7 separate regions of the Homo sapiens genome follow, and all the other regions are linked to region 1. The links are chromatin loops, found by intact Hi-C in ENCODE. Cell type or tissue: sigmoid colon. All regions are shown on one strand. Each heading gives the region's core, and the rest is flanking DNA. Links, peaks and the distances in the headings are about the cores only. Region 1 has its middle 12 kb from the start of MLPH. Region 2 has its middle 86 kb from the start of COPS8. Region 3 has its middle 7.6 kb from the start of COL6A3. Region 4 overlaps COPS8 (COP9 signalosome subunit 8). Region 5 holds the start of LOC105373954 (a long non-coding RNA gene). Region 6 has its middle 69 kb from the start of COPS8. Region 7 has its middle 43 kb from the start of COPS8.

Region 1 (4,315 bases), core at 211-4,210:
CCCAGCAGGACACTTGTCTGCCCCTCCCGATGCCTTGCCCGCCTTTGCCACCCTGCTCTATCCCGAACACCAGCCACTAGGGCCTGCACCAACTGCCCCTTTGGCACCAGCTTCCCAATGGGCTCAGCCAAGAGGGGCCCAGCAGGAGCCTGGGGAGCAGGAAGAGAGAAGCCTGGCATTGACCCCATCTCCCTCCCCGCCTGCAGTGGCTGCAGCTGCCCGGACCCCACAGCTCTGGGGGCACCTCTCTCAAGGCTCCACACTCCACATTCCAGACACCGAGCCCTCATGTGCCTCTCTCCGGCCCGAGGCGGCAACAGCTCTTACTGCGGCCCCTCCCCGGGGACGTCACCTGCCTTACTGTTTCCTAACTCTGCCCACACCTTTGTCAGATGTCCCCGCGGCAGCAACTCTGCCACCTCTCTCCTGCCCAGACCCTGGCTGGCAGGAGGAGGACATGCAGGGGAACCACTGGAAGCCAGGAGGAGAGAGTTTAGGCTTAGCTCCCAGGCTGGAGCCCTTCAACTACCAAGTCTCACAGCCCAATGCCCTCGCTTCAGGGTCCCGTTGGTGGAGGCAGGGCACCAGGCAGACCAGATGGGGCAAAACCCAGGCCACCGGGGCTGACGGCTGAGCGTCTAGACCTCAGACCTTAGACCCAGGTAAGGCAGCAGCACCAGGGAAGCCCTAGGGTAGGAGGTGCCCTCGGGTAGGAGGTGCTGGGTGAGAACGGTTGGTGAGAAGAAGCGCCTCCCAACCTCTCTGCAGCTTCCTCACTAAATGGCTTGGAACTCAGGATATATGTTCCCACAGCCACAGTGGCCCCAAGTTGGTCAGGCTGTCAGGCGGCTCCAGAAACCACACACCCCATGACATGAGGAAGCCACAGACAGAGACACCCAGTTTCCCACTGTTTCCTTGGAAACGGCAGGCCCAGATCCAGCTCATCCACCCCCCTACTCTCAGCTAGAAACAAAGCCTGGCAGCTTCCCCTGGCACTCCCGGCCCACCTGGTCCACCCACTGGCTGACCCCAGCCTCTGCCCTGCAACTGTGGCCAAAAATGATGCCCCTTCAGCTTGGCCCCAGAGCGGGGCAGGGGCCAGGCTTCCAGGGGTAGCTCAGGCCAGAAAGGGACGAACTGGGAGCTTGGCCTTCCCAAGCAGTAGTGCTTGCTAAGGTTAGGGTTGGGGTTGGGGATGGGGCGCAACCCTGGCTGGAGAGCCCCAGGCGGCTGTGGGTGGGTCCCTGGAGGCCTCTGCAGGCCTGGAGTTCCTGGGGCTTGGATGGGCAACGGTCCAGGGATCTTGACCTTGTATTTGAGGATGGTGGGAAATCCCAGCACTTCCGGCTCCCCGACCCCAGGGACTCCCCTAGCAGAACTCAGGGAGCAGAAAGCCCAATGGTGCAATGCGATGCAGGCCCCCCTGCAAAGTCATTCCCCAGGGGCTGACCACGCAGAGGCTTGGGCCGCCGATACGCCAGGCAGGGGCATTAAGAGTGGAGAATTTTTTTAATTTGATACTAAACACACAAAAAGGCATTCAAGTAATTTGTGGATAAAGTCTGTTGGATGGAGGGGCCCAGCGCTGGATTCCCACAACCACTTATTTATGGCTTAGTGTGGTTTGACTTTGAATCCCACAAAAGGGCGGGGAGGAGAGCGGCCCCACGGCTGCGTAGCGTTCGGGGTAAAGGTCCTAGTGGCCACTGATTCCCGGCAGCCGCTTGCTGTAACGAGGGGCTCCCGGCAACATGACGTGGGGCTGGGGGGCTCCATTTCCAAGGAAACAATGCGTGGGCGCGGGGCTCCGAGGCCCCGGGGTCCCCGGGAAGGGCTGGAGGGCCGGGGGCGCACATCTCGGGTCTCGGGGTCCGGGGACGGCAGACGCGGGGGCGCGCGGAACTGCGGCCGGGGCAGTAATCACCCCAGGGCCGCCCAGGCCGCGCCCAGAATGGCTCCGAGGCGGGGCCGGGCCGCGGGGGGCGGACGGAAGGGCCGGGGCGGCGCGGGGAGGACCCTCCCGAAGCCCAGCCGGGGCCCTGAGCTCAGAAGCCTGGGAAACGGAGGCCACGCCGGGCAGGAGCCGAGCTCGGTTTCACCGCCCCCAGCGGACCGACCGCCCCGCCTCCCAGGACCCCGAGACCCCGGACCCCGGCCCGCCCTACAAGCAGGAGCTTTGGCGGCGCGCCCGGCTGCAGCCGTCGGCCTCTGTCGCCCCCTCCCGGAGCGGAGGAGTCACGGCGGGAAACAGCCCGAAGCCGGCGGGGCCCCGAGGGGGTCCGCGCTGCCTGCCCGGGGACCCCTTTTCTTGGCAGAGAGGATACTGACATCGGTCTGGAGGCCGTACGTCAGTCCCGGGGATGTCGGGATCAGCCTTGGAGGATGCCCTCGATCTTTATCCTTTCCTATGTCCCCAGTCCCTGGCAAAAGGTAGTAGACCCAGGGGAAGGATGCAGGAAGCGAGGAAAGGAATTCCCATGCCATGAGCACCATCCTAGAGGTGTTGACACACAAACACGCGCGTGCACACAAATCCTCTAAGGTAACCACAACAACAGAACCTATGAGCCATTTGTGAATACGCCGGCACTCGGAAGTGCTGTGGACACACTCCTACTCCACCCCTGACTCACTGCGCCTGCCTCTCAGACAAGGACCCATGCCTCCCTTCAGTCCTCTCTGAAGTGGGGACCGTACTGGCATCTGCCTCATTTAGTAGCTGTGAGGATTAAATGTGGTTGAACCCGTAAACTCGCTTGAACAGCACCTGGCATTGAAAGGATTGTAGCTGGCACCCTCCTCCTCATCTTCCTCATTCAATCAGTTAGGAATGCATTCAGCTGCAAGCTCAGGAAACGCAACCGACAGTTGCCTAGATGTGCAGGTGTGTTTTTCTCCCATAACAAGGAGTTCAGAAGTCGCCTGTCAGCCTGGGAGCACAGCTCAGCGATGCGTCAGGACACTGGGCTTTCTTTCCATCCCCAATCCTCACCATCCTATTGCTGGTCTCCTCCTGGTTGCCAGATACTTGCTGTAGCTGCAGATCTCAGATTCAAGATCCAGGCAGGAAGAAGGGAGAAAGGACAGGAGGTAAAGGGCTTTCTCCTAGTAAGGGTTTCCTGTTTATTCTGGAAGGGACAGGAACCTCTTGCACTTCGATTGTCCAGAAGTGTCCATGCAGGTTATCTTCACTGCAAGGGAGGCTGGAAAATGCCTATTTTTAGTTGAAGTCCTTGCTCCTCTACCTGGAGTTAGGGTTCTGTTAGCATACGAGGGACATGGTTATTGAGTAGACAACTAACGGGACCTGCCAGTGTGCTGTTGCATGGTCTACCTAACCTCCACTCTGGAGACAGAGAAATCAGTGCCCAGTAACGCTGGAAATCTTGCCCAAGGTCACACAGCTAGTGGGTGTGACATCCCAGTCTCCTGATTCTAAGTATTAATGTTCTGTAAATCAATGACTTGACATTGATTGTTGAGGCATTTTTATGGCATTGGTTTTGAAGCACTGATGTTAATTTATGAAGCGTATTTATAATAACTGCTTTAAAATTCTTACCAGATAATTCTACCATCTGATGCATCAAAGTATCAACATCTATTTATTGTCTTTTCTCACTCGGGTGGTTTTTTTCTGGTTCTTGGTATGACAAGTGGGTTTGTATTATATTCTGGTCATTTGGTTATTATGTTCAAACATAATAAAAGATTATTACAAAACATTAAAGAATATCTCCTGTTGTAGATACTGGTTGCAGACATCTCTGACACCCAGTCTAGGCTACATGGGAGATAAAAAGAAAAGTCTAAGGAACCCACCATATTATCTTTCCTCCAGTCCTGAGGTCTCTGGCCAGTCTACCTTCTTCTACCCAACTTTCAGAGTCCTTTTATCATTGTCTGTTAAAGAATTTCCATGGTATTTAGTTTTTAGAAGGGAGGAGTAGGGAAAAGTGAGTCTACTCATTTTGTTTCAGAACCAAAATCCTAAACCCTTTTCAATAGCACATTCCAACCTACCTCTCACGAACTCCCACTAAATACCCCAAATCTACGCCAGCTCCAAGGGATTGTTTGGTCTTCTCAGGGGATGGTGCCATGTAAAGAGCTCAGCATCAGTCAGATATCCAGCAACAGAAGTAGCTAGATCAGGCTTGGTGAGATAGAGCCCACGTAGTCGGACCATATGGCCTCCCTCCTGGTCCCCTGGCATGAACATTGAGGTGACCAAGGACACAGTCTGACTCCATAGGGTAAATGACCCAGTATACCCATTCATTCAGTGTCCTTTTTGTACTAGGTGGCCTCT
Region 2 (4,315 bases), core at 143-4,142, 300 kb before region 1:
GTCCAAGTGCAGGAGAGGGTACAGAACTTTTGTAGAGAACCCGGGGGGGACCTCAAAATAGTAGATGTTAAAGTCTTTGAAGAAGAGAGAGGGCTAAGCAACAGGATATGCAATTCCTCAGTTGTCTGATAATTAGCACATCTGCTAATCTGGGTGCTGTTTCAGTGACAAGGGTGAGTGGAAACCAAGGGGAAAGAGCTGTGAGATATTTGACACAATAACATTTGTGTAAATTAAAAATGCACTTGCAATGCACAATTACACATTGTAGAATAACACACATAAACTAGAGGATGCAGATTAGGGAAAACAGAATTAACAAACGGCAGGAGAATAAGATAAATTTTTTAGTGAAGCAAAAGGGATAGATGGGTGGATGTACAAATGGGTAGACAGGAAAAAAATGGGTAGACAGGTAGACAGATTAAATAAGTGGATGGATAGATAGATAGATAGATAGATAGATAGATAGATAGATAGATAGACAGACAGACAGAAAGACTGAGGACCCAGCATAGACCACTTATAATGGTGGCCCATAAACTAAAGAGTAATTAAATCAAACTTTTGCACCTGAGGATTAAGAGAAATATTAAAATATTTGGGATAACAAAGCAGTCATTCCCTGAACTAATTAGGTGAAAATGAAGCCTAGAAGCAGAAGGAAACATGGTGTCCATCCCCCTTTCTCACCAACTCCCAGACTGGCTGGGAGGAACATGGACTTCCCAATACATGTGGAAAGAGGCCCCAGCCAATTTTATTTGAATCCCAAAGGAAAAATTTCCTCATCTGACATCTGGTTTTCATGCCTGTGTGTGAGAGTTTGTGTATGTGAGTATCTGCATATGCACGGAAGAAAAGCATGAATGGAACATTTGAAACTATTAAGAATGGTTATCTCAGGAGAGTGGTGGGGGGTTGGGGAAGGGATTTAATTTATATTTTATATTCTGCTTAAAACACTTCCAAAGAACATGTATTACTTTTGCAATAATTTCACATCCACTCAACAGATACATTCGTTTCTGGGGAGTATTTCTTCATTTTGGTTGCAGCATTTGGATGTCGTTTTGAGTGTTTAATGATTATTCATTAATTTTGCTCTCTGACCAGTAAAGCACCCAAGCAAAGAAGAGTCAAACTATCAGCATTCCAACCATCTGCCCACAGGTGGCTTTCCTTAACAAACCTTGGTATCTTATTTTAAAAATAGCCCTACCCTGGCCGGGCATGGTGGCTCACACCTGTAATCCCGGCACTTTGGGAGGCTAAGGTGAACGGAGAAGGTCAGGGGATGGAGACCAGCCTGGCTAGCATGGTGAAACTCTGTTTCAACTAAAAATATAAAAAAGCAGCCAGGCATGGTGGCGTGCACCTGTAATCCCAGCTACTCAGGAGACTGAGGCAGGAGAATCGCTTGAACCCAGGAGGCAGAGGTTGCAGTGAGCCGAGATCATGCCATTGCACTCCAGCCTGGGCAACAAGAGTGAAACTCCATCTCAAAAAAAAAAAAGGCCCTACCCACAGTTTTAGATTCTGGATATCCAAGACATTAGATATTGTTTAAATACACCATTTTATCTGATCAAGCCGCTTGAAATCCTAGAATGATTTGAGCGGGCACAACTAGGGTAATGCAAATGGGGTTTTAAATATCTCTCATTTCAAAAATTCCTGTTGACAATTTTCTTCTTGAAAGATCATTGTAATTTAGCACAAGAAAGCAGATTCTGACATTCTCTGCTTATTTCTTCAGACGGTTGTGCTGATATTACATTCAGTAGCTGGACTTTGATTTTTTTTCCATTTTCACCCATGTTTATCCAACACTGAATTAGGAGCCAGAGGCTGAATGAACTCAGGAGCGTGTGGGTTGGCCATCCAGGGTTCCCCTCCTGTATTAATAAATCCGTACCTCCCTTGCTGCAGACCAATATCGACTCTACTCTCAGTACCGTGGCCATGCACGATTTTCAGGCCACATCAAGACTTGCACAGCCTCTGGCTTTCAGTGGGAACAGAACCAGCAGTCTTCCTGGACTTCTCCCTCCTACACAGCAACCAGGAGCAAACTGATCCTCCGCGTATCACAGGCTTTGTCGAGTTGTAAAACAGAACTCTAACTGGTATCCGCCACTGATATCATGCAACACCAGATGGTGTCATTTGATCAAAGAATTTTGCTAACAGAAATCTCAGATTTCTCTCTAAGCGAAATGCCTTGACTTTGTGACTGATTGTGCAAGAATCTCAGGAATTGAGAAAACAGCGTCTGTGTTGCTACAAGACTGCAGCTTTGGATAATACCCCCCTGCTTTTACTTTCTTCTCTGTCTTTAACTTCAAAATGTATTTTACACCCCAAATAATTGTTTACTATTTGTTTCCTAGAACCTCAAAAGTCATTAATTTTTAAGAAAAGTCACTGTGCTTTGTTGGAAAACAACCTCAAACTTGAATGGCTTCACGCCAGTAGTTGAAAATATTTTACAATAGGCCACTTTCTGGAAAGTCTAATAAAAATCATACTGAGCATTTTTATTCCTGTTTACACTTGTAGAGCATTATCACAATTTAAATTATCTTCAGCCCATATATAGCTTCATATTTTGCAGCCAGCAATGAAGTTCTGCCCACAGTTTACGTTTACGACTTTCTTCTGAACTGCCGTATTTATGTTACTGTTTTCATCACTACTCTTTTTTTGTACATTTTACCACTTAAACAGTAAATCTATGTGTTTTGACAAATGTGTACAGTTGACTAACCACCACCAATGGTCAAGATATGGAGTATTTCTATTGCCATAGAAATATTCCTCCATAGAAATATTTCAATTCCTCTCAAGCCCATTTCTGCTCAATCCCCTCTCCCCATCCCCAGGGCTAGCAACTGCTGATCTGTTTTGTCCTTATGGTTTTGCCTTTTCCTGAATATCATATAAATGGAATCAGATTTGTAGCCTTTCAATTCTGGCTTCTTGCACTTAGCATAATGCCTTTGAGATTCTTCTGCTTGTATCAAGAATTCATTCCTTTGATTGTTACCCAGTATTCAGTCATATGGATGTATCACAATTTATTTACCAGTTGAGGGACACTTTGATTCCAGTTTGGGGCAATTATGAATATAACTTTGATGAATAGCTATTCACTACTGGGTCATCTAGTAAGTGTGTTTTAACTTTAAGAGTTGCCAAGCTGTTTTCCAAAATAACTATACTATTTTTTTTCTTTTTCCTTAGCGTGTCTACTTTTTCATGTTTTTGTGGTAAAATACACATAAGATTTAGCATCTTAAAAATTTTTAAGTTCACAATTCAGTGGTATTAAATATATTAATAACACTGTGCAATCATCACCACCTTCCATCATCATAACTCTTTTCATCTTGTAAAACTAAAGCTCTATTCCCATTAAACAACAACTCTCCATTCTCTTATCCCCTCAAGCCCTGAAAACAGCCATTCTACTTTCTGTGTCTAATTTTGACTAAGTATCTCGTATAAGTGGAGTTATACAGTATTTGTCGTTATGTGATTGGCTTAGTTAACTTAGCAGAAAGTCCACCGTGGACATGTTGTTCATCCATTTTGTAGCATGTGTCATAATCCCCCTCCTCTTTAAGGCTAAATAATAATCCATCATATGCATATACTACATTTTGCTTATTCATTCATCCATAATTGGACACTTGGGTTGCTTCCATGTTTCAGTTATTGTGAATAATGCTGCTATGAACATGGGTGTACAAATACCTCTTAAATACCCTGCTTTCAATTCTTTTGGGTGTATCCCCAGAAGTGGAATTGCTAAACCATATGGTAATTATATTTTTAATTTTTAAGGAACTGTCTCACTCTTTTCCACAGCAGCTGTATCATTTCACATTCCCATCAACAATGCACAAGGGTTCCAGTTTCTCCACATCCTTGTTGACACTTGTTATTTTTTGTTGTTGTTGTTGTTGTTTTAATGGTAGCCATCCTAATGGGTGTGAGGTGGTAACCTATTGTAGTTTTGATTTCCATTTCCCTTATAATTTGTGATATTGAACATCTTTCTATGTGCTTACTGCTGATATGTCTACTTAAGCCCTTTGCTCATTTTAAAATCTATTTGTTTCTTTATTGGTGAGTTTTACGAGTTCTCTATATATTCTGGGTAATAATCCCTTATCAGATATATTTGCAATTATTTTCTTCCACTCTGTTGGTTGCGTTTTTACTCTGTTGATATTGTCTTTTGATGCACAAACTTCTAACTTTCATGAAGTTCAATTTGTTTCTTTTACTTTTGCTGCCTGTGCCTTTG
Region 3 (4,315 bases), core at 141-4,140, 54 kb before region 1:
TTTTCCTACTCTATTCTACTGCACAAATGATGCTGTTTCTGCGATTTTCGAGAGTCTAAAACCAAATAGCACTTCACTTTATGCTACTAAAACACACCAGGCTATGAAGGAAAACGTAGTGCCAGCCATGCACAGAAAGCTGTTGGGTCATGTGTCTAGACCAACACTTCTCTTATTTCAGGAATGCCCATCCTCTACTTTGACCAGGGGTTCAAATGAGAGCTGCCATCTTCCAGAAGAACCTTCTAGCATCTCCTCTACCAGGTGATCCAGAGTTGGTAAGCTCATCCCCAGGTCTGCCTGCTTACATCTTAGAGCCAGCCAGTCTTGAGCCCTCTCTGATAATACCAGGAGCTGCCATATTTGCTACCATTTGGAGGAAGCCAGTCAGGGAGATCAAAGCAGAGAGAAGTGGAGAGGAGAGAAAGAGAATGCAATCAGCTCTCTGATTTCAGACATCCTTTCTATACTAGTTCAAGTTAAGTTCCCAACACTTACAACCAAAGAAGTCCTGCCTGGTGCACTAATACAATCTGTTTGAAGAAGACACATTTCTGAAATAAGTCCTGGACTAGCAGATCAGTCAAGCCATTACACTAATTCCCACTGTAATTCCATGATTTCTTCTGCTGTGGTAAAAGTGTAGCTATTCTTGATTTTCCTTGACTTTTCTTAAAAACTTTTCTCATCAAAACAGGCAGGATTGGGAGGCCGAGATGGGTGGACCTCACCTGAGGTCAGGAGTTCAAGACCAGCCTAGCCAACATGGTGAAACTCTGTCTCTGCTAAAAATACAAAAAGTTGCTGGGTGTGGGGGCAGGCGCCTGTAATCCCAGCTACTCAGGATCCTGAGGCAGGAGAATCACTTGAACCCGGGAGGTGGAGGTTACAGTGAGCCGAGATTGTGCCATTGCACTGCAGCCTGGGCAAAAAGAGCAAAACTCAGTCTCAAAAAAATAAATAAATAAGTGAAACAGGCAGGAAGGGAAGTCTTTGTTTCTGAGTAGCACAAAAGCCTGAAATATAAAGTAGATGTCTAGTATGTGTCCTAAAGCGTCAACCCAGGGAGATATGGGCGAGGACTGGGGGTCCTAAAGTGAGTCTTTGAGTGTATGGGAAACACCTTATGAAAATAAACATTCTTGTGAAGAAAGTCTAACAAACAATTTTATATTCATCTTGAATGATTAATTTTGGGGGGACATGTGAAGCTGGACATTTGGGGAGGATGAGAAGATTGCATTAAAGAGAATGTGCCAGCTTTTAGCTGGCTCTAGGAAAAATCAGTGTAAAATTGCCCAGTTAAAAATATAGCATTTTCCTGGCCGGGCGCGGTGGCTCACGTCTGTAATACCAGCACTTTGGGAGGCCGAGGTGGGCAGATCATGAGGTCAGGAGTTCGAGACCAGCCTGACCAATGTGGTGAAACCCCGTCTCTACTAAAAATACAAAAAAAAATTAGTCAGGGCGTGGTGGCGAGTGCCTGTAATCCCAGCTACTCAGGAGGGCTGAGGCAGGAGAATCACTTCAACCCGGGAGGCGGAGGTTGCAGTGAGCCAAGATCGCACCACTGCACTCCAGCCTGGGTGACAGAGCAAGACTCCGCCTCAAAAAAAAAAAAAAAAAAAATTTCCCTAGATTTTTGTGAGCTATAAACCATGCTCAGCTGATTAATTTTAAGGATGTCAAGCCCAAATGTGAAAAGATCCAAGAAACTTTTTGCAGTTGATTGGAATGCAAACATTTTAGCAAGGAGATGTTTGGTTTTATAATTATAGAACGACACCAAAGTGCCAATTTGGCCTTTTTCAGTTTGAAATATAAATTTCCATGTGTAAAGGATGGGTGGACCAGTTCCTTTATTTAACAATCTTAGCCTTAGGAAGAATTTTCTCTTAGGCACAAAGTCAGATGTCTACTCATTTTAGCTTCAAAGTCATCTCAACTCCTTCATTCCTTCACTTACTCAACAAATGTGCACTGAGGGGCTATTGTGTGGGGAAGCCCTGCCCTAGGAAGTGGAGGTGACGCCAAAATGAAGCAGGCGTGGACCTCGAGGATCTCATTGCAGACCCGCGGAGAACCGGAGCTAAGGGGCCGGCCGAGACGGGCCGGGAGGATGCTGGAGACGCCAGAAGAGGGCGCCCTCACTTCCACCTGGCAGGAAGCCCTGAGGAACGTGTAAACTGGAAATCCGATCTGCAGTGATAACAGATCGCTCAGGAACTGGAGGCTCCCGTTATTTTCCAAGACTGAGCTGAGGCTGAAAGCACAGGGATGAGTTGGGAGTTTCAGTAGGGAGGACTTAGGCCCCTAGGTCCCCACCCCACGCTGACCTCTCCTCCCTCCTCACCCTGGGATTAATTTCAAGAGCAATTAAACCAGAGAAGCTCCAGACCCGGGGACAACAAGCACAGAACAGGGCCCGGGGAGACCTACAGCAGGCGCAGAAGTGGAGGGGGGGTTCAGGAAAGTGCTTCACCAGAAGTGGAGGAGGTTCGGGAAAGTTCTTCCCGGGAACTGGAGGGGGTTCGGGAAAGTGCTTACCCGTCAAGCTCCTGTCCCATTGGCCAGCATGTTGGGCAGCAGTGGGCACACACACTCTCTGTGTTAGTTTGCTAGGGCTGCTGTAACAACGTGCTACAAACAGGGTCACCTAGAACAACAGAAACTTATTTCTTACTGTTCTGGAGGCTGGGAGTCTGAAATCAAGGTGTTGGCGGGGCCCCACTCCCTCCAGGCTTCTACGGTAGGCTCCCTCTCTGCTTCCCCCAGAGTCCCTTAGCTTGTGGCTGCCTCACTCTGATCTCAGCCTCCATCTCCATAAGGCTTCTCCCTTTGTCTGTCTTCACACGGCGTTCTCCTCTGTGTCTGTCTCTCCTCGTCTGTAAGGACGCCGGTCATATTTGATTAAGCACCCCACTCCAGCATGACGTCATCATCGTCTACATAATTACATCTGCAATGACCCCATTTCCAAATAAGGTCACATTCTGAGGTACTAGAGGCTAAAACTTGAACAAATCTTTCTGGGAGGACACAATTCAATCTGTACCACTCTACCAGCGGAAATGGCAAAGTTCCTCCGTGGAGAAAGTGACTGGACCAAAAGGAAAGATAGAAGATGCTAATATATAAGGTCTCCCCCCAACCACCACCCTGAAAAAAATAGGTAAGTCTTCAGCCATTGGGAAACTCACTACCCACCAAGTCCCACCCATAAATACAGAGCTCCGACTAGCTTTTCAGGGACTCATTCTCAAATATGAACAGTCAATCACACCCTCTAAGGATATCCCTAAATAAGCAGCAGAAATGTAAATGAAAGTGGGAAAGAAGTCCGGGCACGGTGGCTCATGCCTGTAATCCCAGCACTTTGGGAGGGTGAGGCGGGCAGATCACCTGAGGTCAGGAGTTCAAGATCAGCCTGACCAACATGGTGAGACCCCATCTCTACTAAAAACACAAAAATTAGCCGGGCATGGTGGTGGGCACCTATAATCCAAGTACTCAGGAGGCTGAGGCAGGAGAATTGCTTGAACCCGGGAGGCGAAGGTTTGTGAGCCGCTATTATGCCATTGCACTCCAGCCTGGGCAGCAGGAGTGAAACTCCATCTAAAAAAAGAAAAGAGGGAAGGAAGGGAGGAAGGGGAGAAGGAAGGGAGGAAGAAAGAGAGAGAGAAAGGGAGGGAGAGCAGGAGGGAGGGCCAACAGACTTGGAGGAAACAGACAACACAGAAAAAAAGAGAAAACTGTTCTACAGGGAAACAATATTCACAGGGCTCAAAGAAAAAATAATAATCCATGAAACAAGACAGGAATGTTACTTTTGAAATGAGAACATTTACAGAATAAGAAATCTTTTTTGTAGTTTTAGTAGAGATGTGGTTTCACCATGTTGGCCAGGGTAGTCTAGAACTGACCTCAAGCAATCCACGCACCTCAGCCTCCTAAAGTGTTGGGATTACAGGCATGAGCCACTGTGCCCGGCGTGGTGGCAGACACCTGCAATCCCAGCTACTCGGGAGGCTGAGGCAGGAGAATCGCTTGAACCTGGCAGGCTGAAGTTGCAGTGAGTCAGGCTCAAGCCACTGCACTCCAGCCTGTGCAATAGAGTGAGACTCCATCTCAAAAAAAAAAAAAAAATCTTTTAGAAATCAAAAATACCATAGCAAAAATTAAAAGTCAATAGAAGCTTTTACATTAACTTGAGAAAATCCCTGAGAAAGTATAATAAAAAGTCAAAGAGAGGTAATAAAACAGGGAAGCCTAGAAAATTACAGGCTCATCCAGGAGGTCCAACATCTGAGAAACA
Region 4 (4,315 bases), core at 191-4,190, 380 kb before region 1:
AGCGGGTTGATTGGCAGGACTGGGCTTGGGAACTCCTTACTCGTTCAGCAAGCATTCTCTTGTGCACCGTCGGGTCCGTAGTTTTATTCCTTCCCGGAGCCGCCTCTCACTGAATTCCATGAGATTGAGAATTCCTGGCAAGCAGTTCAGTAGACCCAGGAAAGGCTATATAGCGTACCATGCGGGAGTTTAAGCTCTGGGTCCTTGCTTCCGGAGTTCAAATTCTGATTCTGTCACTTACTAGGGTGACTCCTCAGTGTCTTATTTTCCTCATTTGTGAAATGTGATTAGAAATAGTACTTTTTCAGGTTGTAAATGAGTTAATATATAAACATGTACCTTATTCTAAAGCACTACAGTATTCCTGAACATATCCTGAGACTTTTACAAATCTCCAGATTCATGAATGGTACTGTGGTTTCCTTTGTAAAATGCAGCCAGGTCAGGATAGTCTCTTAACAGATTGGTCTTACTGATGAATTTAACATTTTGCTTCTTAACTTATTAGAAACTTATTTTCTAGTTGAGAACAATCACTTTCTTAGATCTCTTTCCATTCTCTTCTAAATTAGGCACAGTCCTATTAGAAAACTGAAAATGACTTAAGAGAAGCTAGTGAAAACTATTTTTGCAGGAAACAAGGGCTGAGGAAGTACTTAGAAACTAGGTAGACAGTAGCCATTCTCATCTGAGGCTTGAAAGGGCAAGGCGAGGGGCCAGTGTTACTGGGGCTGCCCCACAGGATGGATACAGAAGGTCAGCTGGAGCAAGGCAGGGAAAGGGCATAGGAAGTGAATTCCCTGACCTTCCTTCCCAGCCTCTGACCTGATAGAGCCCCAATTCGCCAAAGCAAGAGAGCTCAGGTGCAACAGGCATTGGCGGCCAACCTCCCTGGCACACAGCATGGCTGGGAAAGACAGAAGAGGATTCGAAAGGATGGGAGTGACTAGTTCATCTTCCCTTCTGTCTCCAGCACTGGCAGTGATGGATGAGCAGCACTTGAGTATTTGTTGAACAACTGAGTTTGCATTCTGTTAGCATTTGTTTTCACCAAAAATGTGTTCCATCAACTACTGCCACAGATATTAGGTGCTGGCTCAATTTATTCCACCTTCCAGCGTGTCATTCTAGGGCCTGAGGTTACAGATTTCACAACTTGAGGATCACAGAGTGACTAGTCGGAATGTAGATGTGATTCGTGCCAAGTGGATATTGCAGCTTCTGAGACAGAGAACACTTAGCCTTTATTTTTGCTTTGTCAACTCACTTCTCCCATCACATGTTTTTCTTTCCTTTTCCAGTGATATCTTTTTACTTTTCTCTCCCTTTTATCTCCTCCATTCTTACTGTATTCCTGTTTTATTCCCCACTCTGAAAATATGGCCAGAATATTTGAACTGAAGTAAATGTTTTTGAAATACAGTTGACTTACCAAATGAATATAGTTTTATGGTGTATACTTTTACTTCTCTAAAAAAAAAAAGTATACTTTCCATTGTTGGCTCTTTTCCATTGTTGGCTCAGTTCTTTTCCATTGAATGTATGCAGCCTTAATAGAAAACGTTTCTTGGTATTGCAAAGTCTGTTAGGTTACAGGCTGGTTGAAGGAAGGAAGGAACCTACAATAATAAGTGTAAAGCCACAGAAGGAAGAGCAGACAGTGGCTGAGTGAAAGCTGGAGAGGATGTCGGGCTCAGATGAGGGGAAGGGATGGGAGTGTCGGCAGTTTTTAAGGAATCTGAGAAAACAAAGCCTAAGTGTTGGAGTCGTGCCCCATTTTGGTCCTCGTGATGCCATCAACAAGCATGTATTTGGCATATATTTCACTGGAGATGCTAGGTGTTTGGGGGACTTTGAGGATAAGAGATACCCCTTCCTGTCGAGAAGTTTGGAATATAATTGAAAAGAAGGGGATAGGTGGAACAGTGTCTGCCGTAGTGGAAAGTTGCTTGTTAAAGTAGAAGTGTAAACAATACTGCTGAGTTTAGAGAAGGGCAGAGATCGTAATGAATTATAAACAGACTTAGGAATGGTAGAGAGCAGACAGGAGGGCATTTCAGGCCACGGGATAGCATAAACCAAAAGCCCCAGGGGGAGAAGGTGTAAGACTTGTCTGAGAGCCAGTGGACTCGTTTGGCACAAAGGGTATCTGGGGGAATTGGTGTAGTTTGACAATGTCCCAGGAATGGAGAGAAGATTTTAAATATGTTAGGGTGTTTGTTTTACATATGTACACTGGCCTATTAAATATGGAAAGTAAAATCCAGAATATTTCCTAAGCATGTTGACCACCAGGTGGAGGAGCTCTTGCATTACCAATGAGCAATGCCCAGGGAGAAAGGCCAGCTGGTTTCACAGTGCTCAACTCTACCGTACTCCTGAGTTTATTTAATTGGGTATGGAAGCCTGGGGACAATCCTAAATGCCACTTTCAGGAAAGTTTTCGTTGCTGGTATTGTTTGGCAGTCCCTTCTTAGAGTCATTCTTTCAAGGTGGGAATTTAGGATTTTGAACCTTAATTCAGTCAAGAGTTTGATGCAGACTTGGAAGAATGCTCCAGTTACAAGATTTGTTCTGTAACTCCCAGGTGTGGTCCTGTATTAGAGACGTTTTTGAAAAGGACAGCTGATTACGCAAATCAGTTTTCTGCTCCTTTGATTCCAGCATTTGTAAATGAAATAAGATAAGTAAAATTTATATCCCCATTGCATAAACATACTGCATTTTCTTAGGGTTAGAGCCTTGTGTTTAGTAACCTTTTTCCATCTTTGTAATTTTCATTATCTGAGATTTTTCATCCAAGAGGAAGTGTAAGAAATGTATTTTTTTCCAGCAATATTTGAACCCCCCGTACATACTGGGCATATGTATTTGTATCTATAAGCACAGAAATCTTTGGGTTCATCTGGCCTTGCTTATGAAAACTAGACAAGGACAGTGGTGTGATTTAACAATGTGCTTTGAAAATGCTGCTCCCTGGTTCACTCTCTGCCAACCCACCACTCCCACAATAGATGCAACAAGGAGACGCGCCTTTGCCCTGGTCTCTCAAGCGTATACTTCAATCATCGCCGATGATTTTGCAGCCTTTGTTGGACTTCCTGTAGAAGAGGCTGTGAAAGGTAATTTTGGCTTACTTTTTACTTATAAGGAAAATGGAAAATAGAAGTGTGAATTGTAGGTTCACAGTCTCCTCTGAAACACTTGGAACAGAATATGCTTTTGGAGTCCAGGCTGTGTTTTTTGAGAGGTGATATGAAACAGGTGTTGTGGAACACCCAGCAGGCACCCTGCAGTCAAGCATATTAATAGTTCTATAGCAAGCAAATGTGTGAGTATCCACACAGTTGGTTACAAAAATATGTCTTAATTGGTCTCTTTACTCATATTTGGAAATCCTTATTTCACCCTTATTTGATAAAGGCAGCATCATCCCCACGTCCCTTTTCATTTTCCCTGCCATTTCTGACCCATACCCTAGGCGCTTGCTTGCTCCCCACTCATACCTGCTGGTCTCTCCAAATGTAACTTTGCATTTTCATTTCTCAGCTGATGCCCAGACTAATCCTTCCTGTTGCTCGTTGTTATAGAATACTGTATACACCTGGCCAGGTGCAGTGGCTCACACCTGTAATCCCAGCACTTTGGGAGGCCGAGGCGGGTGGATCATGATGAGGTCAGGAGTTCGAGACCAGCCTGGCCAACATGGTGAAAGCCCGTCTCTACTAAAAATACAAAAAATTAGCCAGGTGTGGTGGCAGGCACCTGTAATCCCAACTACTCAGGAGGCTGAGGCAGGAGAATCGCATGAATCCAGGAGGTGGAGGTTGCAGTGAGCTGAGACTGTGCCACTGCACTCTAGCCTGGGCAACACAGTGAGATTCCATATCAAAAATATATATATATATCGTATACACCTTGTTGCATTGTTTTGCCATGATTGACATTTTTGATTCTCCAGCTAAAATATGAGCACCATCACGCACTACATCCTAAATTTCCAGGGCCTAGCATAGTTGTAGATACATGAAGATAGGTTAATGAAAGTTCTAAGTTATTACTTTTATTTACTCATACAAACATTTATTTCTTTTGGCTCTTAAAATTGGTCCATCATTTATTTTCTATATATAACATACTTCAGAGCTCGTATTCTCAGCTGACCACCTGGATGTGAATGCTGGTACCACCCGTCCCTGATGCTAGTGGCTATGTGACTTAGGACAAATCACTTGAATTTCCCTCAACTTTATTTTCCATACCTGTCAAACGATGGCCCTATATCCCACTTCATAGAGTTGTGGTGATTACATAA
Region 5 (4,315 bases), core at 117-4,116, 180 kb before region 1:
TTTCTTGACGGTTAACAAATTTCACAAACTTAGTGCTTAAAATAGCACAGATTTACTACTTTACAGTTTTGGAAGTCAGAAGTCTGGAATGGCCTCAATGAGTGGGGATCAGGGTGGAGCAGGACTGCTCTTCTTCCTGGAAGCTCTAGGAGAGAGTTTCCTCCGTGTCTTTTCCTTCTAGAGGCTGACACATTCCTTCCCTCACTGCCCCTTCCTCCACCTTCAGAGCCAGCAACAGAGCCTCTCTCTGGGTTTGCTTCTCTCTGAGCCTCACACCTTGCTCCCTGAGCCCCTCTTGTTCTCATCTGTCTCCTCTCCCACCTTTAAGGGCCCATGTTATTACATGGGGCCTGCCAGATAATCCAAGAAAAATCTCTCTGCTGTTTAGCAAATTTAATTTCATTAAACCTCAATTCCTTTTTGCTATGTAATGTACCATATTCACAGATTCCAGGGATCCGCATGCGGATGTCTTCATGGGGACATTATTCTAGTTACAGCCCCAAGGTTGCCAAGTTAGCCAGTGGCAGAGTTTGGATTCAAATACAATTTTAACTAGAATATTCATATGCATAGCCCTCACATTCTCCTGCCTCTCAACTCATTACCAGGCTGCTTTTTCTGCCGCTTGAATGACTTCTAGAGACACTTCAAGCATCCCTGCATCCAAGCCTCATTCTTCAAAGCTTGGCGTGACTTTCATCTCTGCCATGGAGCATTTCCTGAGTAAACTCTCCTGTGAACATCAAAGTCATGTGGTCATCAGCCCCTGTGGAGCCTTCCCTCCCCAGTGCTTACACAGTCTGGACTCAAATGCATCTGGAATGGAGAACCACCCCCAGTGCTGCAGAGCCACCTCATTTTCTATCATCTACCCACCTGGTTTTCGGTAAGAATCATCTTGCTTCTCTAGGAAAGCCTTTCACAAATATGAAGGAAATGACCAGTGACCTCTCACCTTCACATCTTCTCTTTGCCAGGAGGAAAAACTTTGTTCCTTCAGCCATCTTCACAGGCCAGGGACTGGCACTTCCTCCACACTCTCAGCACACCGCCCTGTGCATCCTACAGTTCCTAAAGAGTGGAAATTCCCCAGTTGTGCTCGAATCAAACCTGCCCTTAAGTACCATATTTGTATAAACTCGTGTGAGATCACACTAGCTTCTCAGTGGGTGCATCATAGTGCAAGTTAATTTCAGATTTAACTGATTTGACATGGATTGAAACTGTTAAGATATTTGCAACATGCTACCACTAAATAACTATTACTTTGTCCTATATTGGGAAGTAGTTTGTGGGATTTGGGGTAGGTGGATGCAAATAAAAGCATTTATACTTATGCATATTAAAATGTACTTTTATTGATTCAGACTGCTTCAATCAAGGTCTCTCCACTCTCCCTCCCACTACCATGACCCTTGTAATTGAGGAAATGGCAACTTCTGTATTTCTGTTCATGGCACTAATAAAAATGCTGAACAGTCTAGAATCAGGGACAGAGTCCTAGAAAACAAGATCAAAAGCCTTTGGGTTACTGAGTCAATGATTCCTTTGGACACCATTAGCCAGTTAGTAATCCTCCTAATTATCCCAGCCTCTACCCCACATTTCTGCAGTGTGTCCACAAGTAGATCATAAAAAGCTTGTCAAGTGCCTTGATGAAGAACAGACGCGCTGTGTCCACTGCATTTCCCAGGGCTACTGCTGTGAAAGAAAGGAGTGAGATGGGTGGGTAGTGGCAGCTAGACTTAGCTCTACTTATTTTCCTCAGATCCTCCGCTGAGTGGAACGCAGTGATAGGAATGATCTCAAAGTAGGCAGCTCACCCCAAACAACAATGTTGTCCCGCAGTGCTGGGGGAAATACAGAACCAGAAGCATAGAGTCCTGCAACATGTCCACTTCATATGCCTTTGGATATGGCCCCAAGCTGCCTCGGTTTCCTGTCAATGAAATGAACCTGTCTCTACCTGCCTCTCTGACTCATGATGTTTATCAGTTTAGCTGAGGTCATGCACATGTGCTTGAAAACCACACACACACCCTCCAGTGCTACGAATGTGAGGCAATCGTGGCATGGTCCAGTAATACTTTTTATGGCACTTCAGAATCCTCAACCGGCTCAGGAATGCCATGCATCTGGGTGAAAACCTCAGGGAAATTCTAGCTGCAAAAACTTCCTTAAAAACCCACCTCTCCGGGCATGGTGGCTCATGTCTGTAATCCCAGCACTTTGGGAGGCCAAGGCGGGTCGATCACCTACCTGAGGTCAGGAGTTCGAGACCAGCCTGGCCAACATGGTGAAACCCCGTCTTTACCAAAAGTGCAAAAAATTAGTGGGGTGTGGTGGCAGGTGCCTGTAATCCCAGTTATTCAAGAGGCTGAGGCAGGAGGATCGCTTGAACCCAGGAGGCAGAGGTTGCAGTGAGCCGAGATTGCACCACTGCACTGCAGCCTGGGTAACAAAAGCGAAACTCCATCAAAAAACGAACAAACAAAAGAAAAAACACCGCGCACCTACCACATATGGACAGTTTTGAGGTTAAGGACAATTCATAGGACCAAAAACAATAACAATACTAATCCCAAGAAAATGTTAATCCTGCTTTGTTTTAATAAAACAAGTTTCATACTCCACAAGCCAATTTGTACTTATGAAAGTGCTTAAGCCATAGCCCTACCATCTTTTGAATGGTCCGCCAAAGAAAAGAGTTAGCCAGCTCTTTTTCTGGCTTTTATCACTTAATTCCTGTATGTGCCTGTGCTCAGGGCTAGGGATACACTAAAGCATCATCCCTGATCCCAGAAAGATCTGTCAGGAGAACTTCTACATGTCCAGTCACACCACTACTCAGTGCCACCCTATAACCAAAGAGATGACCAACACAGAGGATGAGGTTGTGCTTCTCAGCCTCCCACCTGAACACACACAGGTCATAGGACATATTGAAAATATGGTGATGGGAGAAGACCAGTACTCCTCACGCACCAATGACTTAGGCACGCCAAGCCTCAGAGCTTAATTTCCTCAACTGTAAAGTGGGTTTGTTGTACCAGTTCACCACTGTGCGCTCTTCATCATTGTACTTTCTTCATAGGTCTCCTAAGAAAGTTAAGTGAAATAATGCATATGAAATTGCTAGGATACACCACAGGATTTTTCCTAATACAGCAACAGATGTTGTTCTTGAGATGAATCATGGCTAATTCATGCAAGACCGGCTTCTGCGGATGGATGGAGCTGCCTTTGATCTGGAGCTTAACATTTGTCATGGTGTCAGATATCCAGTCATTAAATCCCTAGTAGATCTACTTCTTAAAATAAAACCCTCTATGATGCATATGCACTTACATAATATATATCCATGAAAATGAACTGACTCTGTCTGGATTTGCAATAACAAAGTTCCCAAACCTAAGATAAGAAGTCATTCAAAAGCAGAGTGCAGTGAGAACACTCACACTTAACTAAAGTTATAAATAACAAAAGCACAGTAGCTTCTAGCTTTAATGTTAATATATATAATACCTTTTGATAATGAGGAAATACAGTGTTCTTCAGCAGTAAAAGCAAATATTCAGTAGATATTTAAAAGTTCAAATTATATTGAACTATGTAGTTTATGAAGAACATTTCTCATACATTGGCTCAATGAACCCCTTTTCAAATGAGAAAACTGAAACTTAGAGAGGTTAAGCAGTTTCCTCGGCGCTACACAGATTTTCAACGCCCAAGTTGAGATTCAAACCCAATCTGTCTGACTCAAAATCCCCTGCCTTTTCCCACTCAATTCAGACTGTTTGCAGCACGCCAAGTTGCTGCCAATTTCTAAACTCACCTCTTGCCATTTTCTTCTGTATTACTGAAAATGCCTCCCTGAGCCCACGCCACTGCTGTTTCCCTTTTTGGTTACTATCAAGAGGACTTGGGCACAAGGCACACTAGGCTAGCATGGCTAGGATCTAAATCACACAGGCTACAGGGAGAAATCAGACAAGACTGAAGGAAGGCAGGAAGACCCATGCCAAGTGTCCAAATGGGGAAATCACATTCAGACAGGTCCAGACAAATGAGCTCTCGAGGAAGAGCCATCGGGTCAGCTTGGAAGTAGATCAGCTCACACTCAGGATGGGAGGAGCTGATGTCCTCAGACGATGTGGCTCAGGAGATCTGCAGACAGGGACTGGAGCAGCAGAAGAACCAGACCCAGCACTCCCAGTGGGAGCAGGCGTCAGGCAGGGATCAGGGCTCAGCCAGGAGACTAGGGATCAGGCTGAGCTGGAGTCTCAGGTTGAATGGCAGCACCAGGCAGAAA
Region 6 (4,315 bases), core at 244-4,243, 320 kb before region 1:
GCTGCTGCAACAAATTACCACAAACTTGGTGGCCGAAAATAACACAGATCGAATCACTTGTTCTGCTGGCCCAAAGTCCAAAACTAGTTTTGTCAGAGGCATTGAACCAGAACGACTCCATCTTGAAGAGGGGCTGGGTGAAATGAGGCTGAGATCCGCTTGAGGCTGAGATCTGTTCTGCCGCACTCCCAGGAAGTTAGGGATTCTTAGCCACAGGATGTTTATGGTTAAGGGAACAAGTTAATAATGTTTACGCAGCCGACCCAGGACTTCACAGACCCAGGAACTGCCCCAATGGCCCGATATCTTAAGTACAAAAGCATTCTTAGTTTAAGAATAAGTTTACTTTAGGGGTTGGGGTGGGGGGGATAGCATTTGGAGATATACCTAATGTTAAATGATGAGTTACTGGGTGCAGCACACCAACATGGCACATGTATACATATGTAACTAACCTGCACGTTGTGCACATGTACCCTAAAACTTAAAGTATAATAAAAAAAAGAATAAGTTTACTTTAAAGATATTAATATAGATTCTTGCAGACGACAATAGTTACACAAAGACGAACAATCCTTTGTCACAAGCTCTCGTAGTAGAGCACATCGCCCCATAATTTCCTTGACTTTGTTGTCTTGTGTATAAATAAGCACTGTACCTAAGGTGGGTGCCTTCCTCCTGTTGCTTTCAGGAATGCCCTGCTCTGTCTAGGGAGTAGACATTCTTTTATTCCCTTACTTTCTTAATAAACTTGCTTTCATTTTACTTTGTGGACTCGCCCTGAATTCTTTCTTGAGTGAGATCCAAGAACCCTCTCTGGGGGTCTGGATCCGGACCCCTTTCCGATAACAGTTTGACTGGGCTGAAGTCCAGGTGTCGACAGGATTGATTTCTTCCAGGGGCTCTAGGGAGGATTCATTTCCTTGCCTTTTCCAGCTTCTGGGGGCCACCTGTGTTCCTTGGCTTATGGCCCCTTCTTCGTCTTCAAAGAGCATCACTCCAATGTCTGCTCCAGTGGTCCCATTTTCCCTCTGACTCTGACCCTCTGGCTTCCCCCTTTATAAGGACCCTGTGACGACATAGGGCCCATTTAGATATTCTAGGACAATCTCTTCATTTCAAGAGACTTAATCACATCTGCAAAGTCTTTCTTCCATGTAAGGTGACATTCAGATTCTGGGATTAGGATGTAGTCATCATTGGCTGGGGGGTCATCATTCAGCCTTTCAAACCATAGGTCTTGACTGCTAATGGGTCATGAGAGCAATTTAATGGATCATAAATAGCATTTTTATAAAAATGTGATAGAATAGAATAATAGAATAATCAGAGGCACCACATTTGATACAGGTAAGTGCTGCCTTGTGAAATTTATCTCAGGAATACTCATCTACAGGTCTACATACCCAAGCAAATGTGTCTACAGGGTTCCAGAGCTAAAGGTTGGGCAAATTTGGAAAAACATGGCTGTAGAATATCTGTTGAATGACATTGCCTAGAGTGACCCAGTGAAGATAGAAGAGAACTTGGAGTGAGGCAATTGACCATGCCTTCCCTCTGCTGTGTGACCTTCAGTAAGTCAATTAACCTCTCTGAGTTTGTTTACTGGACTGTAAAACAGGGTTATTGTAATGATCAAATGAAAAAAAAATTGTGAAAGTTCTCTGGAGACATACAAATGTCAGGCAAGGTGGTTAGTGTGGTTAGTCTTCGAGAAGTGAATTGCCTTGAATAAAAGGGGTCTTATATTTGCTGTTCCCTTCGCCTTCCACACGATGGCATCCTTGAAACACAGGGAGGTGGCTGCAGGTGGCCTGTTGTGGCAGCTAGAAAAAGGTGCTAAGGATGTGGGGACATGTATTTCAAACTTTAAAGGGCCAAGGTCTCCACATGAAGGGTCGTCTCGTGAAAAGACTATATTGATATGATTTCCTTTTCCCTTCCAGTGGCAAATCCCCTCCTGACAGGCAAGCTCTTTGCCAAACAGGCGTTTTCCAGTCCTCAGAGCAGCTGCACATCATTATAAACAGTCCCTAAGTAAAGGATTGGCCCTGGACCATGTTGGGTCAATTAGCCCCTTTCTCACCTGGTTCTTTCCACCAAATTTCCAAAACGTTCAGTCTCCCACCACCCAAAACAGAAAACCCTGGTCCCTGCACTCAGAGTTACTACCTTTTATTTATTTTTTTTAAGAGATGGGGTCTCACTATGTTGCCCAAGCTGGACTCGAACGCTTGGGCTCAAGCAGTCCTCCAGCCTCAGCCTCCCAAATAGTTTGGATTACAGGTACCCGCCAGTGCACCTGATTTTAAAATCGCTACCTCTCTTCCTTCCCTCTGCCACCAGATTTCTAGAAGGAGCAGGGCACTCTTGCCTCTGCTTCTGCTATTTATTGACTCTGACTTTCAACCCACAATTCCACACACGGAAGCTCCTTTTCTTCATGGCCTCCTAATTGCAAATTCACATTTTCATTCCAATTTCTTCCTGTGACTTCTCTGCTGTGCATGGTGTTGACCACTTTCTCAGAAACTTTGGGTCTTCCCAGCTTCATCTGGCCTCAGGTCCTGGCTCCTCCCTATATCCGCTCACATCTGGCCTCTCCCCATCAGTCCCTCAGCTCCATCCTCCCTCCACTAGCTGCCAATCATGTGTCCCTGGGTTTCTGTTCCCCACACAGGTGCCTCAGGCAATGGGACTTGCAGACCCACACTCTGCCCCAGCCTCTTGACATGCCCATCAGAGTCCTCATCTGCCATTTGAGAGACAGGAACCCTGGCTCAGATCACAGTATCTCCATGTACCCAGACAGCGGGATCCTAGCAAGAGGGGCTGTCTGCTCAAGGTCATGAGAAAGTGGCAAGCAAAAGAGAAGGGTCGCCTTCCTCGGGATGGGCCAGCCTGAAGGAGTCAGAAGAGCGGGGAGGTATGAGGAACTCTATCTTGGGGCTGAACAGAAGCCCACAGTGCAGCCAGGAAGTGTGACATGAACAGTTCAGGCTGTGCACAAAGACGGGGAGAATGCTGGAGGTTTCTTATGGCAATGAGAGTTTCACACACCTGCCTTATTGCTTAGCCTTTGTGTTTCCCCTCAGGGATTAGCAATGCAATTCGAAAATAAAACTCACTGTGTGGCTGTTGGAGGGGGTAGCACACAGGCTGCCTCACAGCCAGCACAGGCAAGAAAGTCCCCCCAGGACTCAACAGCAATGGATTTGCAGCGGTGGGTGGCGTTTCCTGTGCCTTTACCCTGGGCTGGCCCCTGTGAAGTGCTTTCTGAGGACTGTCTCAGTCAGTCTTTCCAGCAACCTCAGGAGGCATCATTACCCTCCCCATTTTACCATGAAGGAAACCGAGGCTCAGAGAAGCAAGGAAGTTCCCTAAGGTCACACAGCCGGCCCAGAGGATCAGAACACAAGCCCAGGGGACGCAGCCCCAGGAGCTAATGAGAAAAGTGCCTGTGATTCGGCTTCAGGTCATACTGAGCACTTCTGTAGGCCATGCAAACACATTCTTTTTTTCTTTTTTTCCTAATGCAGGTTAGGGCTTAACTGGAACTTAACTGGAAACTTCTGTGCACATCTGCAGACACAGAAAAATGAAAACTTTAGCAACCAGCTGCATGTCCCAGAGAACAATTTTCCAAGGATAAAAGACACTCAGTGACTTCACAAGCACGGCACTGTGATGTCCCCTCCCTCCCCCTTTCATGAAATTCAGATGTCATTAGAGTAGGCTCCTAACCGTCCTTACCACATCAGCCCTAGGATGCCTCACTGAGGGCATGCGCTCAGTCATCAAGAGCACGCGGTGGTTTGTGTGCAGAGGGAACTACCCAAGGGAACAAAAAATAAGAAAAGACCTCAAAGTGGCCCCTGCCCCTGCCCACAGACAGGGAACCGGGTCTTTGTTTTGCTTCCTACGGGGAAGCATGCCCTGGGCAGTGGGTCTGGGGTGTGAAGACAGCCACCTCCCCACTCCAGCGTCTGCGGCTGCAGGTAGGGGAGGAGGCTGGGAGGAGGCCCTTCCGCACTTCCAAGCTGATCAGCGCAGCGTGAGCGCCGGCGTGCGAGTGGGTGCCGCGTCCAGACGGTTTCCATTTCCCCGGATAACCACGGAAAACATGAATCAGGAGGGCCCCGCGCTGGCCCAGCTGCAGTGTGGGGGCACACGCCGGTGAGTCACAGGCTGTGCTGCCAGCGCTGTTTTTCACATTTCTGTCCAGGGAACAGTTTCTCACTGGACGTTCAGTTTTTTCAGTCCTCTCTTCCCCCAGGACGTTGCTCAGACTGTGTCCAAGGGCTCCCTGTGCCCG
Region 7 (4,315 bases), core at 210-4,209, 350 kb before region 1:
TCCCTGGGCTTGCCCCATGCACATTGGCAAGGCTGAAGGCTCGGACAGGAGATATCCTTTCAGAGTCACTGACGGTTACGTGCCAGCCACGCACCCTCCGACCTCTCCTGTGCTGTAACCCCAGCACCCTTGTCTGTGTGTCTTCTCAGAGGACAGGAAAGAAGGGAGGTGCCTGCTTGGAATGAGAGCATAGACTTTTTCCATCTAAGTAAAAGTGCTGGGATGCTAGATCCACAGGTCTGTTTATGGGCATAGAAATGCTTTACAAACAGAGCTGGTGTGTTGAATCAGTTGTTCAGGGAATCTGTGCTCCTTTTCCTATCTCCAGGGGTCTGCGTGTTATGGAATTTGGCTAACACCAACCTGAATATGATCTGCCTAAATCACAGCCCGGCTCCTGCTACAGCGCTTTCCTTTCTTTCTCTCTGTAACTCGGATGTGCAAACATTGGTAAGAGAAACCAGAACTCAGGGACAATGAGAGCAAATGGCTGTGCGTAGATGCCAGCATTTGTCACCCCTAAGGCGAGGGTCCTCTTTCTCCTTGTGCTCCTGTCTGCCAGGGGAGCAAAAGTTTTATTGGAGAAACTAATCATTGAATTAACTTCAAAATACATTCAGAACCTTTGGCATTTACAAATCCATCCTGTAATTAAAAACACAAATAACTGAAGGTTTTTCCATTGTTCAAAAGTATTGGTTAATTGAATTATTTTGTTGTCATTTTTTGTGTCTAGTTTGGTCTAGACAAATATTGGGAGGGGCACTAAGTACTTCATCTGTTTTCTAACTTCATAATAGAATTGAAGAACCATTGCGTATGTGAATTTTGACACTCCACATATCCTTAATGTCAATCCCTGAAAAGAAATTTGCTGCACTTGGGAAAATTGAAAATTAAAAATGCCCAAGTCTCAAAATGGATTTCTTCAGCATTACAAGAAAAAAAGATAGAACTGGTGTTTTTGTTTAATTGGCTAAATTTTTCTAGCACAGAAAAAGATTTGTTTCTTTCAAGTTTGGAGTGCAAGCCTTGAGCCACTCTGGTGTCATCCAAATTCTAAATGTGCTCATACTCAAATAAATCAAGACCTACGTACATATACGTGTGCACACATCTGTGTATGGAAGCACTGACTGCATGGCAGAAATCATGGATCAAATCTTCTTTCCCTCCCCTGTCTTCTTTCTCTCCCTACAGCGTCTTTTCTTCCTGTTGTACCCTTGCTGTCTGTGCACTAAAGCACAACCCGAAGCCGCACCTTCTCTGGGACAGCAGCCCCCTCAGCAGGCCTGGTGCAGGTGTGAATCAGCATTGGGGGCTGCTGAAGCCCACCTGAAAGCCTGGTGGCCTCAGCTTCACTTTTAGGGCAGATAAAGGGTTTGTGTTGGCACCAGGCTTGAACCAGCTTCTTGTTTTCTTTGGGGCCAGGACCCTAGTCTAGTGCAGCTTCACACTCCTGTGTAAGTGGCAGCCCCTCTCCAGTCCTGGATGTAGGAGGCCCCATCGGGACCCTGAGGGCTGCGACATGGGCCCTGTATGCCCAAGGCCCACGCACAACATGGGGACACCAGCTCCCCACGGACGCTCCTTGCACGCCCTCCCTGCATTCCCCTCTCTACATCACTAGTAGAGAGGGCCCTGCTTTCTTTCCACCCCTTTCCCCTGCATGCCCCCTGCTGCCTAAGAAAGCCCCTGGAAGAAACCCAGCTTCTTGAAGTGGTTAAATAAACAGGAGGCTGTGATTCATTCAGCATGGGGTGGCGGGAGGGGGAGGGACCTTGCCAGATCCGTCATGTGGTGCCTCTTCCTTGTGAGCCTCTGAGTCACAGGGCAGCAGGGGTGGCGTCCTCAGGGATGAAAGCTGAGGAGGCTGTAAGCGAGTGAGTGCATGTGAGTCTGTGAGTGTGCGTGTGATGTGTGTGTGTGAGTGCATGTGAGTCTGAGTGTGATGTGTGTGAGCAAGTATGAGTGCATGAGTCTGTGTGATTTGTGTGAACAAATGTGTGAGTGTATGTATGTGTGGGTGTAAGCAAGTTTGTGAGCACGTGTGTGATGAGTGTGAGTGCATGAGTGTGTGACATTTGTGAGTGTAAGCAAATTTTTGAGTGCATGTGAGTCTCTGAGCAAGTGTGTGAGTGCGTGTGTGTGATATTTGTGAGAGTGAGCGTGAGGGTGCGTGTGAGGTGAGTGTGAATATATGTGAGCTGTGTGTGATAAGTGTGAGTGCATGTGAGTGTGCATGGCATGTGTGAACAAATGTGTGAGTATATGTGAATCTGAGTGGGTGTGATTGTGTGTAAGCGAATGTGAGTGCATGTGAGTCTGAGTGTGCATGTGGTGTGTGAGGAAGTTTGTGAATGCATGTGTGTGATGCATGTGTGTGAGTGCATGAGTATGTGACTGTGCAGGTGATGTGTGAGCATGAGTGCATGTGTCTGTGCATGTGATGAGTGTGTGAGTGCATGTGTCTGAGTGTGCATGTGATGCATGTGAGTGCATGGGAGTCTGTGTGTGTGATTTTTGTGAGTGTAAGCAAATTTGTGAGTGCATGTGTCTGTGTGATGTGTGAGCGAGAGCATGTGTGAATGCATGTGGCTTGTACGTGTAAGCAAGCATGAGTACGAGTCTGAGTGTGCATATGATGTGTGTAAGCAAGTTTTTGAGTGCATGTGTCTGTGTGATGTGACCGAGTGTGAGTGCGAGTCTGTGTGATGTGTGTAAGCGCATGAGTCTGCATGTGATGTGCAAGTGTGAGTGCATGTGAGTCCGAGTGTGTGTGATGTGAGTGTAAGCAAGTTTCTCAGTGCATGTGTCTGAGTGTGCATGTGATGTGAGGGTAAGCGAGTGTGAGTGCATGAGTCTGAGTGTGTGTGATGTGTTTGGGTGTGACTGAGTGCATGCATGTCTGAATGTGCATGTGATGTCTGAGTGCGTTTCTGAGTGTGCAAGTAATCTATGTGTGTGAGTGCATGTGATGTGTGTGTGAGTGCATGTGAGTCTGAGGGTGTGTGTGAGTGTAAACAAGTGAGTATGTGCATCTGAGTGTGCATGTGATATGTGTGAGCAAGCATGTGAGTGCATGTGAGTCTGTCAATGTGATCTGTGTGTGTGAGTACATGTGGGTCTGTGATGTGTGTGAGCTAGCGAGTGCATGTGTCTGAGTGTGGGTGTGATGTATAAGTAAGTTTGTGAGCACATGTGAGTCAGTGTGTGTGATGTGTATGAGTGGGTGAGTGCATGTCAGTGTGCATGTGATGTGTGTGTATAACTGAGTGCATGTGCATCTGAGTGTGTGTGTGTGTGCATGTGATATATGTAAGCGAGTGTGAGTGCATGTGGGTGTGCATGTGATGTGTCTGTGAGTGCATGAGTCTGTGGTGTGTGAGTGTAAGCGACAGTGAGTGCATGTGTCTGTGCATGCAGTGTGTGTGTGAGTGCATGAGTCTGTATGTGCATGTGATGTGTGTGTGAGTGCATGCCTGCGTGTGATGTGTTTTAGTGAGTGTGTGAGTGCATGTGAGTCTGTGCATGTAATGTGCATGAGTAATTCTGTGACTGCACATGAGTCTGTGACTGCATGTGATATGTGTGAGCAAGTGTGAATTGTGTGTGTGGCATGTGTGTAAGTGAGCATGAGTGCACGAGTCTGCAGGTGATGTGAGTGTAAGCACGTTTGAGTACATGAGTCAGTGTGCATGTGATGTGTGTGAGCAAGTGCATGTGAGTCTCAGTGTGTTTGATGTAAGCAAATGTTTCAGTGTGTGTGTGAGCAAGTGTGTGCATGCATGAGTGTTCGTGTATATGTGATGTGTATGTAAGTGACTGCATGTACGTCTGAGTGTGCATGTGTTGTGTGAGTTTAAATGAGTGCATGTGAGTCTGAGTGTGATGTTTGTAAGTGTAAGCAAGTTTCTGAGTGCATGTTCGTGAACGTGAGTGGTTTGTGAATGTAAGCAAGTGTATGAGTGCATGAGTGAATGTGCATGTGATGTGTCAGTGATTGTGAATGCATGAGTCTGTGAGTGTGCATGTGATATGTGAGTGTAATTGTGTGAGCACGTGTGTGCCTGTGATTTGTGTGAATGAGTGTGTGTGCACGTGAGTCTGCATGTGCCTGTGATGTGCAAGTGTGTGGGAGCCCATGTGAGTCTGAGTGTGCATGTGATGTGCAAGTGTCAGTGAGTGCCTGTGAGTCTGAGTGTGCATGCAATGTTTGTGTGTAAGCTAGTTTGTGAGTGCATGTGAGTCTGTGTGCATGTGATGTGTTTGTGTGAGTTCCTGAGTGTGCATGTGATGTTTGTAAGTGTAAGCA

Evidence for each region. Hi-C counts contacts between places; a loop is a spot of excess contacts. Peaks named below come from ENCODE experiments on the same cell type or tissue, not always from the same donor. Only the 100,000 strongest peaks of a DNase experiment are listed, where the experiment ranks them.
Region 2: it touches region 1 in a loop (2.7-fold over the local background); 12 of 110 quality-filtered maps call a loop at or near these places.
Region 3: a loop joins it to region 1, with 5 times the contacts of the local background. A loop is called at or near these places in 79 of 110 quality-filtered maps.
Region 4: a loop joins it to region 1, with 8 times the contacts of the local background. A loop is called at or near these places in 24 of 110 quality-filtered maps.
Region 5: it touches region 1 in a loop (3-fold over the local background); 5 of 110 quality-filtered maps call a loop at or near these places.
Region 6: a loop joins it to region 1, with 3 times the contacts of the local background. A loop is called at or near these places in 60 of 110 quality-filtered maps.
Region 7: a loop joins it to region 1, with 4 times the contacts of the local background. A loop is called at or near these places in 24 of 110 quality-filtered maps.

Annotation. Positions count from the first base shown.
Region 1 is chr2:237,473,371-237,477,685 of GRCh38, forward strand. No RefSeq gene overlaps it. Among named protein-coding and RNA genes, the nearest start is that of MLPH, 12 kb to the right of the region's middle. RefSeq lists silencers at 1,817-2,226, 2,247-2,326. In sigmoid colon, for the core only: CTCF peaks have their summits at 2,222 (motif pointing left) and 2,423; DNase peaks (open chromatin) are centred at 1,331, 1,661, 2,171, 2,612 and 2 weaker places; H3K4me3 peaks cover 1,451 bases; H3K27ac peaks cover 1,309 bases.
Region 2 is chr2:237,169,454-237,173,768 of GRCh38, forward strand. No RefSeq gene overlaps it. Among named protein-coding and RNA genes, the nearest start is that of COPS8, 86 kb to the left of the region's middle. In sigmoid colon, for the core only: a CTCF peak has its summit at 2,177; a DNase peak (open chromatin) is centred at 2,068; H3K4me3 peaks cover 818 bases; H3K27ac peaks cover 262 bases.
Region 3 is chr2:237,419,578-237,423,892 of GRCh38, forward strand. No RefSeq gene overlaps it. Among named protein-coding and RNA genes, the nearest start is that of COL6A3, 7.6 kb to the left of the region's middle. In sigmoid colon, for the core only: a CTCF peak has its summit at 2,136 (motif pointing right); a DNase peak (open chromatin) is centred at 2,154; H3K4me3 peaks cover 604 bases; H3K27ac peaks cover 221 bases.
Region 4 is chr2:237,091,076-237,095,390 of GRCh38, forward strand. COPS8 (COP9 signalosome subunit 8) reads left to right here. Exons shown (of 8, transcript NM_006710.5): 5 at 3,015-3,122. Among named protein-coding and RNA genes, the nearest start is that of COPS8, 7.3 kb to the left of the region's middle. In sigmoid colon, for the core only: a CTCF peak has its summit at 2,273 (motif pointing right); DNase peaks (open chromatin) are centred at 986, 1,046 and 2,326; H3K27ac peaks cover 337 bases.
Region 5 is chr2:237,296,884-237,301,198 of GRCh38, forward strand. LOC105373954 (a long non-coding RNA gene) reads right to left here and starts at 1,970. Exons shown (of 4, transcript XR_924039.3): 1 at 959-1,970. In sigmoid colon, for the core only: no CTCF peak of the experiment used is centred there; DNase peaks (open chromatin) are centred at 148 and 1,676; H3K27ac peaks cover 1,976 bases.
Region 6 is chr2:237,152,467-237,156,781 of GRCh38, forward strand. No RefSeq gene overlaps it. Among named protein-coding and RNA genes, the nearest start is that of COPS8, 69 kb to the left of the region's middle. RefSeq lists an enhancer at 3,573-4,107. In sigmoid colon, for the core only: a CTCF peak has its summit at 1,783; DNase peaks (open chromatin) are centred at 1,798 and 4,165; H3K4me3 peaks cover 347 bases.
Region 7 is chr2:237,126,671-237,130,985 of GRCh38, forward strand. No RefSeq gene overlaps it. Among named protein-coding and RNA genes, the nearest start is that of COPS8, 43 kb to the left of the region's middle. RefSeq lists enhancers at 1-454, 1,432-1,991. In sigmoid colon, for the core only: no CTCF peak of the experiment used is centred there; a DNase peak (open chromatin) is centred at 1,801; H3K4me3 peaks cover 1,906 bases; H3K27ac peaks cover 1,275 bases.